2 separate regions of the Homo sapiens genome follow, and region 1 is linked to region 2. Evidence: chromatin contacts called from ENCODE POLR2A ChIA-PET data. All regions are on one chromosome and are shown on one strand. The core of a region is the stretch at or near the end of the contact, and the rest is flanking DNA. Distances in the headings are between cores, read along the strand shown.

Region 1 (2,998 bases), core at 17-2,516, 2.1 Mb after region 2:
GCCAGTGCAGACAAATTCTGGAAAGAGAGCCTGGGAAAGTGTGCCCTGGCCCCTGATCTGCTCCCTCTGCCCTGCTGTCTCTTCTCCTCCCTGCCTGTCCTTCACCGGCTCAGTCCCCTCCTCTGGGCCTCCTCTGGCTGCGCTCCCCAAAGCTCTTGCTTACTCCCATCCCTGGTAGCTGGGATTCCAGCTGGGGGAATCAACTGATCCTGTCCTCCAGTCTGAGAGCTTCTTTGTCTTCCTCAGTAAAACTAGTAGCTCTCTAGGCATGCAAGGACCAAAGAAATTATAAAATACTGATAGGGAAGGCCCTGTATGGTCCATAAAGTTAACTGCAGAATTCAGGCTTTTCTGCCACAGAGATCCTATTTTTCTCTCCCACTGAGTCTCACTGTTGTATGGGCTGCATAAAGGGAGGTTGATTCTTTTTTTTTTTTTTTTTTGAGATGGAGTCTTGCTGTGTCACCCAGGCTAGAGTGCAGTGGTGCAATCTGGGCTCACTGCAAGCTCCGCCTCCTGGGTTCACGCCATTCTCCTGCCTCAGCCTCCTGAGTAGCTGGGACTATAGGCGCCCACCACCACGCCCGGCGAATTTTTTGTATTTTCAGTAGAGACAGGGTTTCACTGTGTTAGCCAGGATGGTCTCAATCTCCTGACCTCGTGATCCGCCCGCCTCGGCCTCCCTAAGTGCTGGGATTACAGGCGTTGAGCCACTGCACCCGGCCAAGAGAGGTTGATTCTAAGACCTGCAGGCATCTCCCACTCTCCATCTGACTTTGAATTCCTGCCTAGTCTGCCGAGCAGGTCTGACCTTTGAAGCGCCCCGTCGCTGTCTTCCAGAGCAGGCAGCCATCGTGGATGAGTTTGCGCCTCAGAAGTTCCTCTCGGCCAAAGGGGCCCTTGCCAGGCACTGGGGTTTGGGCCCGAGGGTCCATGCGGTTGTAGATCTCCTGCAGACGGGCCCCTTTCTCCAGCTGATAAATACCCTCGTCCACATTGGACAGCAGCTCCTTCACTAGCCCCAGTGCTGTGGTCAGGTCCTGGCGCTCCTCCTCGATCCCTGGCACCGGGGGTTGGCATGGGGAACGGCTCAACCAGTTTCACTCACACCCCAGTTCCCATCGTGTCTTGATTCCACCTTTAGAGGCTGCCCAGGGTTTCACACCCGACCCCACCCTTCCTGTGGTCATACCGAGCCTTTCCTCACCCCAGGTGGCCGTCTCCCAGTGGCCCTCTCCTGGGCCTGCCTACTCACCGTGGGAATGCTGCAGGATGCGGCTGATGAGTAACGGGTACTTGGTGATGCGCTGAGTCACCAGCAGGATGCACTCCTGTACCCCGTGCCGCTTGAGCACGGCGGGGCGGGTCACTTTCTACAAGGGAGGAGGCAGGGCTCAGGGCCAGAGGGGAGGGCAACAGAAAGGCCTGGGGCCTGAGCTCTGGTGCTGGCCCTGGCGTGGCCATTTACCTCATGCTTGCCTAGGTGACATATCTGGAAAATGGGGATAACAACGCCACAGGTTTGTTGTGAGGACCAACTGAAGGAGCAAAAAGTACTTGGGAAACTACCACAACGTGCTCTAGCATTCTGAGGGGTTACTGCTGACAGGATCTGTGTATGGATGGTCTGCACGGGTGGCGAATGCCTGACCTCCATGTGGGTGCAGCTCACAGGCACTACCCCCATGAGTTGGGGAGGGTGGGTTTGGGCCATGAGCATGGGATCTGGAGAGGTCCGCTCACCCGGATGAATTGCTGGAAGCGTTTGTCTCGGGCGTACAGCTCCTTATAGAGCTTTAAGGCCTTGCTGTGGCGGCTGCAGAACTCCGAGTAGGTCTTACACATCTGCTCCGCACTAGGACCTGAGAACTAGAAGTTGGTCGAGTAAGGTTAGGTCAGCATTCCCCCAAAGCCACACTTTACCCACTGGACACACCTCTGGCCTCCTGCCAAACAGGCTGGCTTCCTGTTTCTCCAGCTCTCCCTGGCTCCCCTCCAACCCCTAGAATTTGGACCCAAGAAATGCCCAACCCAGTCACACCTCCTTCCATGAATGTCACCCAGGGGTCCTGCCTTTTCCCACCTGGCTGATGAGCAGATCACCCAAGCGATGGATGACAAAGTTCCGGGTGCTGCCAGGGCACAGGGCCTGGCGTCGGCGTTCTAATAGCTGGCTGAGGAAGCGTGTATGGATGTCACTGAGCTCGTCCACGCAGGGGAACAGGCCCTGGACCACTCCTGGCTCCAAGTGTAGCTCTTCCAGCATCCCCGTGCGGAAGAGGCGGGTCATGATCTTCAGTGTCCTCACATGGTGCAGCTCTGTCTGGATTAGCTCTGTGGGGGACATTGGGACATTTGGCCTCTACCCTGGCTTGGCTAAAACTCGTGGGGCCCTAGGATAAGGACCTCACAGTTCACGTGAGGTTTTCAAGGTCCATTCCAGGTTAATATTCTGCATTATTATGATCTTAGATACTTTTCTAATCATTTTTATCTTTTTTTTTTTTTTTTTTTGAGACAGAGTCTCACTGTATTGCCCAGGCTGGAGTGCAATGGCGCGATCTCAGCTCACTGCAACCTCCACCTCCTAGGTTCGAGCAGTTGTCCTGCCTCAGCCTCCTGAGTAGCTGGGATTACAGGCACGCACCACCAGGCCCGGCTAATTTTTGTATTTTTAGTAGAGATGGGGTTTCTTCATATTGGTCAGGCTGGTCTCGAAATCCTGACCTCGTGATCTCCCCACCTCGGCCTCCCAAAGTGCTGGGATTACAGGCATGAGCCACCACACCCGGCCCTCATTTTTATCTTTCAAAAATTTTATTATTATTTTTTTTTTTCCAGAAATGAGGTCTTACTCTGGTGCCCAGGCTGGAGTGTAGTGGCACAATGATAACTCACTGCAGCCTCGAACTTCTGGGCTCAAGCGATCCTCCTGTCTCAGCCTCCCAAGTAGCTGGGACTATAGGCACATGCCACCACACCTGACTAGTTTTTTAAA
Region 2 (3,127 bases), core at 446-2,945:
CTTGGCTTCTGAACCATATCATATCCTTCAACTTTTTTTGCTTCTTTTTCTAGTTCTTCCCCAGTGAGAGGGAGGTACTGTCCTACCAAGAGCTCTGATTTGGTGAGCGCATGTTCCAAGCCACTGCTCATGAGCTGCATTATCTGACTTCCTAAGCTTGTGTTAATGCTGCCACTGACACAGACTTGGGTCTTCTCCACAGTGCCAGTCACTACCCCTTTGGTCTTGTCCATCAACCCTGTGATGAATCCTTGGCCCCAGTCACAGTAGTCGTCACAGCATCTTTTGCCCCAGTCACAGCACCTTTGGCATTGGCAACAACCTGAGTTGATGGCTGATTCAGAATAGGCAGTCTCTCCTCAATCCTGTCTAGCCCCTTACAGACACGGATATTGGCAACTGCAATTTGCAGCTCTAGCTTCTGGATGATGGGCAGAGCACACTGGTCATGGCCACCGAGGTGATGGTCTTCACACCCTTCCCTGCCATCTCACACACAGACTTCAAGTAGGACACTGGTCCTTTGTACTGACATGGGCTGAGGACATGGGGTCATATGTGGAGCTCATCAAGGGCAGGTTGACCACCCGAGTCATCACACTCAGTTGTGGATCAACTGCAACAGATGCCATTTTTCTTCCTGGAGAAATAAATCAACGGACGGCAGTGAAGCGCCTATTTTTTAATATACATATATTTTTTGCTACTGAGTTGTATGAGTTCCTTACATATGTTGGAGATTAACCCCTTATCAAATATATGGTTCACAAACATTTCCTCACATTTTGTAGATTGCCTTTCCATTCTGCTGTTTGCTGTGCAGAAGCTTTTTAGGTTGATGCAGTTCCACTTGCTTTTGTTGCCTGTGTTTTTGATGTCATATCCACGAAATCATTGCCAAGACCAATGTCATAATGCTTTTTCCCTGTTTTCTTCTTATGAGTTTTATAGTTTCAGGTCTTATGTTTAACTCTTTAATCCATTTTGGGTTGATTTTTGTGTACAGTACAAGATAATTTCATTATTTTGCTGTGGATATCCACTTTTCCCAACAACATTTGTTGGAGGGACTATCCTTGCCCTATTGATCCTTTCCTTATTGTATATTCTTGAGTCCAAACATAAATTTTCAGGAGACATTCCCATCTACCCCCAGCCAGAGCCCAAGCTGAGACACAGAAGTTTCCTTGTTTCCTCAAACTAGTAGATGGAATTTTCTGTGGTCCCTTCCTTTCTCTTGAGTATGAACCTTCAAGGCTCCCTGCTTTATATAGAGATTTGCATTTCTAACTCTGTTCCATACAGGCCTAAGGCTCATGGACATTAAAACGAAGCCTTTAGGCCAGGCACGGTGGCTCACACCTGTAATCCCAGCACTTTGGGAGGCTGAAACGGGCGGATCGTGAGGTCAGGAGATCGAGACCGTCCTGGCTAACATGGTAAAACCCCGTCTCTACTAAAAATACAAAAAAATTAGCTGGGCTTGGTGGTGGGCACCTGTAGTCCCAGCTACTCGGGAGGCTGAGAGAGGAGAATGGTGTGAACCCGGGAGGTGGAGCTTGCAGTGAGCCGAGATCTTGCCACTGCACTCCAGCCTGGGCGACAGAGCAAGACTCCGTCTCAAAAAACAAACAAACAAACAAACAAAAACCAAGCCTTTCAGTAACTGAGACTAGGCAAAGCACCCAGAAATACCACAGCATTAAGTAACATGCATACTGCTCATTTTCAGTTCCTCTTTCATTTGCAGTCCCTGAGAATTTTCCTTAATTCTTTCAGGCTCAACTAGCTATACATTTTTAAAAGTTTGTTTAAAAATTAAAAAATAGTTGTTACATTTCATCCAGCATTACTAGGTGTTTTGTAATGAAATAGCAGAAGTGTTTTAGGTTATATAGTCTATTATACTGCCATTATAAAATATGCTGGTCTGGAAATTTAACATTTATTTTCATAAGAACTAGTTCAGTTCATATAAACAAAATAACTCCACAGACGACTAATTGCAAAAGGAAAAACACATCTTAACAATGGAACAATCTTGCTGTTACCTTACCGTAGGGATCAAACTTTTCACTGCAGGCATTGAGACAATTAACATGGAAACAATCTGACAAATCTACAATGTGGAACATATTTCAAATCAATGAGCACGGTCTCTTCAAAAAAGTTGATATAAAAAAAAAGAGGTGGTGATACAGACTGTTCTAGGTTAAGAGAGACTTACAGACATAATCAAATATAATGTATAATCTTTGATTGAATCTTGGTTTAAACACAGCTACAAAAGATACTATGGGGAACTGGGTAAATTTTCAAATGGACTAAGTATTAAATAATATTAGGGAATTATTATTAATCTTGTTGGTTATAATGGTATTGTGGTTGAATAGGAGATTGTCCGTATTTTTTTGAAACGTAACTGTAGCATTAGCTTTCTTTTTGTTTTTTTTTTTTGTTGTTGTTGTTTTTGAGACAGAGTCTTGCTCTGTTGCCCAGACTGGAGTGCAAGATCTCAGCTCACTGTAACTTCTGCCTCCTGGGCTCAAGTGATTCTCTCACCTCAGCCTCCCGAGTAGCTGGGATTACAGACAGGTGTCCCCACGCCCGGCTAATTTTTGTATTTTTAGTAGAGACAGGGTTTTCCTATGTTGGCCAGGCAGGTCTCAAACTCCTGACCTCTAGTGATCCACCCACCTTCCCCCTCCCAAAGTGCTGGGATTACGGGCGTGAGCCCAGCCTACTATTAGTTTTCTATGGCTGCTATAATAAATTACCACAAATTTAGTGGCTTAAACACAATACAAATTGTATTACCTTTCATTCAGAAAGTCATTAAGTCTAAAATGGGTCTAATTAGGCTAAATTCAAGGTATGAGTATGGCTCCTACTTATTTTATATATTTTTTTTTTACACAGGGTCTGGCTCTGTCACCTGGGCTGGAGTACAGTGGCATGATCTCGGCTCACTGCAACCTCTGCCTCCTGCAGCTCAAGCGATTCTCCCACCTCAGCCTCTGGGACTGGGAGTAGCTGGGACTACAGGTGCGCATCACCACGCCCAGCTAATTTTTGTATTTTTTGTAAAGATGGGTTTTTGCCATGTTGCCCAGGCTGGTCTCGAACT

The links. ChIA-PET counts read pairs that join two places held with the same protein, here RNA polymerase II (POLR2A).
Region 1: POLR2A ChIA-PET joins it to region 2 with 10 read pairs in activated B cell. The contact joins two enhancer-like sites. POLR2A ChIA-PET finds 5 or more read pairs at or near these places in 2 of 52 experiments (activated B cell and activated CD4-positive, alpha-beta T cell).

The regions. Positions count from the first base shown.
Region 1 is chr1:155,960,850-155,963,847 of GRCh38, forward strand. It overlaps ARHGEF2 (Rho/Rac guanine nucleotide exchange factor 2), which reads right to left. Exons shown (of 22, transcript NM_001162383.2): 8 at 2,084-2,334; 9 at 1,744-1,869; 10 at 1,256-1,373; 11 at 812-1,060. Among named protein-coding and RNA genes, the nearest start is that of MIR6738, 11 kb to the left of the region's middle. RefSeq lists an enhancer at 673-1,872 and a silencer at 1,129-1,423. Within about 2 kb of position 1,267, at least 29 of the 41 ENCODE cell types and tissues checked have a DNase peak (open chromatin) inside an H3K27ac peak, as active enhancers do.
Region 2 is chr1:153,852,781-153,855,907 of GRCh38, forward strand. All of the region lies in intron 1 of GATAD2B (GATA zinc finger domain containing 2B), which reads right to left. It also overlaps the pseudogene LOC645965. Among named protein-coding and RNA genes, the nearest start is that of GATAD2B, 69 kb to the right of the region's middle. Within about 2 kb of position 1,696, at least 4 of the 41 ENCODE cell types and tissues checked have a DNase peak (open chromatin) inside an H3K27ac peak, as active enhancers do.